Regions from separate parts of the Homo sapiens genome. Here region 1 is linked to region 2. Evidence: chromatin contacts called from ENCODE Hi-C or POLR2A ChIA-PET data. All regions are on one chromosome and are shown on one strand. Each heading gives the region's core, a stretch centred on a gene start or an enhancer-like site at or near the end of the contact. The rest is flanking DNA. Distances are from core to core; before and after follow the strand shown. Region 1 overlaps FEZ2 (fasciculation and elongation protein zeta 2). Region 2 overlaps CRIM1 (cysteine rich transmembrane BMP regulator 1).

The links. A loop is a pair of places that touch in the nucleus more often than their neighbours do. ChIA-PET counts read pairs that join two places held with the same protein, here RNA polymerase II (POLR2A).
Region 1: a map of PC-9 shows a loop between it and region 2 (21-fold over the local background). The contact joins two enhancer-like sites. A Hi-C loop is called at or near these places in 1 of 168 maps with a recorded cell type or tissue (PC-9). POLR2A ChIA-PET finds 5 or more read pairs at or near these places in 2 of 52 experiments (Caco-2 and PC-3).

Annotation. Positions count from the first base shown.
Region 1 is chr2:36,560,276-36,562,975 of GRCh38, reverse strand. The region is part of intron 5 of FEZ2 (fasciculation and elongation protein zeta 2); the gene reads left to right. Among named protein-coding and RNA genes, the nearest start is that of FEZ2, 37 kb to the left of the region's middle. RefSeq lists an enhancer at 699-1,898. Within about 2 kb of position 1,300, at least 14 of the 41 ENCODE cell types and tissues checked have a DNase peak (open chromatin) inside an H3K27ac peak, as active enhancers do; they include PC-3 and PC-9, where a contact is called at or near this core.
Region 2 is chr2:36,460,077-36,462,776 of GRCh38, reverse strand. The region is part of intron 4 of CRIM1 (cysteine rich transmembrane BMP regulator 1); the gene reads right to left. Among named protein-coding and RNA genes, the nearest start is that of CRIM1, 110 kb to the right of the region's middle. RefSeq lists silencers at 1,297-1,591, 1,717-2,011. Within about 2 kb of position 1,321, at least 10 of the 41 ENCODE cell types and tissues checked have a DNase peak (open chromatin) inside an H3K27ac peak, as active enhancers do; they include PC-3 and PC-9, where a contact is called at or near this core.

The sequences.
Region 1 (2,700 bases), core at 51-2,550, 100 kb before region 2:
TGGATTCTGAAACTTTTTATCTAGCTTTAGATTTTATGAATTTGTATCTAGCTTAAACATGCTCATAGATAATGGAGCCAGGTAATATAGACTAAGTACTTAAAAACAAGTACTCTTCTCTTTGTCACATTTGAAAGAAAATATATTTTATGAAAATAATTTAAAAAATAAACTGACTTGGTTATTTGAGAATAGTTTCTCATAATTGTTATTATATACTCTGAAGCCTAAGATGTTATCTCATTTGATAATCTGCTTAAAAAATATGAATGAATTATGATAGCATTGGAAAAATTTACAGAAATAGTTTTCTGTAGGTTTTTGTTTTATAACTAGCCTCCTCCATCAAAGCTAATAGTTATGCTTTCAGTGAAGTGAAGAGTAGTCAGCAAAGTATCTTGACTAGACATTTGATTCTTGCTGAAGCAAAACTGGCTTGCAAATCTGGGAAAGGCTAGGTAGGGAAGTTGGATGGTTTAGGAGGAGAGGCATATTTGTACAGTCTCCTGTAAGGTAGTAAAATTTGGAACTCAGATTTTCAGTAACTCCATAGAGTTACATGACTGATACAGAAGCACATAGCTCCCTCAGTGATTCAGCCTGTTGGCATTTCTTAGCTTTTTGTTATCAAGACTTCTTTACGCTCTTAAAATTTATCAAGGACCCCAAGAAACTTAATATTAGCCATGTTACAAATTAAAAGTGATAAAATTAAAAATATAAATTCATGAAAAATACCAAAAATAAATTCATTATAAAGAGCATATATTTATGAAAAATAATATTTTACAAAATCATGAAAAAATATCATTGCTGTGCATTTTTGTCAATCTCATTAACATCTGGCTTGATTAAAGACAGCTAGATTCACAAATGTGCTTCTGCATTCAGTCTGTCATTTGGAATATTTCACTGTAAGTCATGAGAGAATGAGAGTAAAAAAGACAACTTATATTTTAGTAGTATTAAGAAAACATTTTTGAACTCCTGAACTCCTGAGAGGATTTCAGGGACCTCTTGGCAGGAGTTGGGTGGGAGGGGGTCCCTGGACTACACTTTGAGAACCACTGGATGAAACTATATGTATTTCTTGATGACCATTCCCTTGGTTTCCTTTCTTCTGCCCCTTGGGGCCTGGTAAAATATTCTTTATGTTGACTCCTCAAATGTGTTTACTGATTTAAATTTCCTCTATAAAATTCCAGGGGAAGGAACCATCAAGTGAGTCAGGCCTTCACTTCCTTTTCACGAAGCCTTTCCCCTTAATTAGTCATGCTGTAAGAATCCATCTCACTCCTTTGACTCAGCCGCCATAGAGGTGCCACCAGACGCTTTTTACTATGCTTGATGACATTGTAGACTGGTTACAAATCAAGATAAGTTGTTTAGGAAAAAAATACTCCCTTTTCAGTACAAAGAATTCTAGGAAGTCTTGGAGGTTGCTGGGAGAAAGAAAGTAGAATTGTTTCCTAGAAACGGAGTGGAAAAGTCTTTGGAGAAGTTTTTGGGGGCCTGGCTGGCACATGGGATCCACTCTGCTCTCCAGGAAGCGTATGCCATCTTCTAGTTCGCATTTCTGCACCAAGGCAGTGGCAGGTGGCCCGAAGAGTGAGTGGGAAGCAATAATCAGCTCTCCAAGTAACAGCATTTTCATTTGCTAAATGTTATGTTAATGTTCTCCAAACTGATGGTAGAATTATACAAACTTAGGCTGAAAATACGCATACTGTTCATCTTAAGTTTTCAGACTTCTGATAAAATGTAGGTAAATAATATCAAAAAGTATCTTAAAAATTACACAGTAAATTTTGTATAGAACAAATATGTGTACAACTTACAACATTTACATTGGAACAATTAGCTACATCAGAAAAATGCCTGCATGAATATAGTAGCATAAAAACAGTTGCTTTTGCATTTAACTTGCAAAGAAATGGAAGCAACAGCATTTTAAAAAGAGCATGGGTTTATGTGCTTTATCTGGATGAGTAGTGGCATTTTCTAACTGCTTGCCTCTTGGGCACATAAGTCATCATGGTACATTCTTACTAATAGACTTTGAACTTCTTTCTCTGTCCTTTTCTTCTGGGCCGTATATTGCCGCCTTTAGCGCTTCAGCATGGAAGGGATCTCAAATGTCATTCAGAATGGCCTCCGCCACACCTTTGGAAATTCAGGTGGAGAGAAACAGGTGCTCGGTTATCCTTATTTTCCTCATTCTCTGCTTTTTCATTTTCTGTGTAAGTGAAGATCCTGAAAGCTGGTAGTTTACTAATTTACTAAGACCATTGCTTAACGAGAGAAATAAAAGTTTATTATAAAAGTTCATTATATTTATAGTCTTGATAATGAACAGAATTTCCCTTTGAGGAAAAAGCATTTTTCAAATTCGACAATAGATTAAATGCATTCTTAAGACGTGTTTTATAGCTCCATTTTTCACTCTTAGTTTTAAACAAATATTAACATTTTAACATAATGTATTGCATGTGTAGAAAATCTGCTTGTGAAAATAACTAAACTAAAATATGTGACTCTAATTCTAAAAGTCTAAGTCGCAAGATGTCATTTTTGGGGGAAGAAGGCCAGATGTCGGTATGTTTGAGACTAGAGTTCTAGGTCAAAAATATGTATAGAGTGTATCTTACCTCCTTTAAATGAAATTCATGTGTTTTTAAGGTGTATTGCATAGTCAGCCAA
Region 2 (2,700 bases), core at 72-2,571:
GTACAACTTAAAACTCTCTGGAGTTTATAGATAAATGGGGCTAGAATACTGACAGGCCACACCCTGGCCCCAATGTGTAGATGTGATTACAATGAAAGCATCCCGCAAGAATAGCTGATTAACCTTCTCTTACAAATCTTCTATGATTCCACATTCTTGCCTACACACGTGCTCCAGGGAATCATTCTACTCTAAACACCTGAGAGTGTACAGTCAACCAAAAAATACCTCTTCAGATGTTGTCCTTCAACACTTGAACAACCTTTACTGAACACGTGCACTTACGTGCTGGGTTCTCTGCTATGCTGTTAGGAGTCACACCACACTGAACACCATGACTAAGTCTGCCATGAAGTCTTTTTTCCCCTTTTATGTTTGACCTATTTTCCCAACATTTGTTTAAAAAATTTACAATTTAAAAAATACATTTAGGGAGTACAAGTGCAAGTTTCTTATAGACATATATTGCATAGAGGTGAAGTGTGAGCTTTTAGTGTACCTGTCACCCAAAGAGTAAACATTATATGCATTACGTCTTCCTAACATTTAAATATTCCTATTTTTTTTTTAAAGTCCCTTACAAGTTGTCTCCAGCAGGCTACAGAAGAGCTGAAGTTGCACCCAACCACCTATTAACCCACCTAGGAAAGGAAAATGTTTTATGCTGAATCTTTACAACTAAACTGACTGCATAATAAAGATCCTGGTTTTGCTAGCTGGTGTGACCCCAGCTCCTGTCTCCTTGTTTCCTTCCCTGCAAAGCCTTCTGATCTACCTGTTGCCATCTTTTGACTTTTCACAGCTTCCCCTGAACGTGAAATTAGCATCTTAATCAAGAAAGAGCTGATGAAAGAACCACAAAAGGTAAAAATCTGGGCTTAGGTCAGATATCTATTGGGTAGCTATCTATTAGGTTAAAACCTTACTGAAACTGCCAGTTTTGCAGTTCGAAATGGTCAAATAGCAATTCCTTATTTTCAACATAATACAACTCACATGAGTTATCTTTTAACAGGTATGTTTACATTCACTCTGTCAGGTAACAAAAGGGGACCCCATCATGACCCATATTTGCCCAGGAAGTCTGTTATATCTACAAATGATATGAGTCCCATGTAGTTTTAAAAAATTCTTCAGTAAGATTATTCTAGATTCTCTGGTTAACACACACTGCAGGAGGTATTCTTCCCTTTCACCGATGGGAACAGGAGTTACACAGCTTAGTCAAGTGACCTGATTTTAAATAGGGTTTCCTGTTCTCTGTGTTTTCCACTAGAAGAGACTAGATTTTCCTCTACTGAGTCATGAACAGGAAATGCTGAACTACAGAAGAACTGACGCATGCAACCTGTACCGTCCTCACCACATTCTTTCTCTTCATTTTAATTCTTTTTGTCCTCCCTAATCTTTCCCTCCCTTTATCCCCATCTCTGGATAAGGAGCAAGCAAAGGAAAGGAGAACACAAAAGGGGCAGAGCAAACAGCATTTCATGAGAAAAGCTGCAGTGAGCTGATTTCAACACTTACCCCTCATTTCTGAAGCCCTCTCCCCAATTTCCAGTTCTAGTCCAATCTCCCCCTGCCCACGTCTCTGTCTCTCCCAAACCATGCTACACCCATCCTAAGGCTCAGTTCCCAAACTTCTGCAGTCAAAATTTATCTTCCATTACTCCTCATTTTATGTATCACTTTCTCAGCCTAGCATTCAACACTCTGAAGTCCATATAACCCTTTCTCAATTCTGTTTCCCAGTATTTCCCTTCATTTTCCATTGCTACGGTCATGCTCTTTTCTCCAAATAAGTCCGCACTTTGCTGTCTCTGCACTGCCTGCCCTAATGGCCTCTGCACATTCCTCATCCAGCCCTTATGCCCAGTTGTCTTTCTAGGCCAACCTCGGATAACAGCTTCTTCTCTGAACCCCCAAACACCACACTTTTCTTACAGCACCCTCTTTCTCTATTTTGTGGTAACTTGAGGACTCACCTTAACATAAGCTCTTCTAGTACCTATCATGTCTAGTCATATAAATGTTTCTTAAGTGGAAGTGAACTGCAGAGGAACAAGACAGGAATAACAGTAACACAACAAAACAAAAACACAAAAGAAAGTGAGGAGAGCACTGAGATTTCTCTACTGTGAATTCATAAAGGCCACCCCAGGCAGAGCTATTTGCATGACCTTGAGCAGAAGTGCTAAGGTTTTAAAAAATGAAACAAAACAGCTTTATTGAGATATAATTCACTTACGATAAGTATTCACCCTTTTAAAGTACACAATTCAGTGGTTTTATACTCACAAGGTTGTATAACCATCACTAGTACCTAATTTCAGAACATTTTCATCATCTCAAAAAGAAATCCTGTACTCACTAGCAGTCACTCCCTTTCCCCTGATCTCCGGCCCTTAGCAACCACTAATTTATGTTCTGTCTCTATGGACTTGCCAATTCTGGATAGTTCATATAAATGGAATCATACAATATGTGGGCTAAGGGCTTTTTAACTTCAAAGAAGATGCAACCTGTATTTGCAAGTAACCAGAAAAATAAAGCCTCTAATGTAATCCTTAGAGTTAATATAATGATCAATCGAGGTACCACATTAATAAATTTTTGCATAATGTAACCACAGCTGCAGCCAGGTGGGACTTGGTAAAGCTGTCTTTTTTTTTTCTCAAGTAGGTAATGGATTCAAGCTCA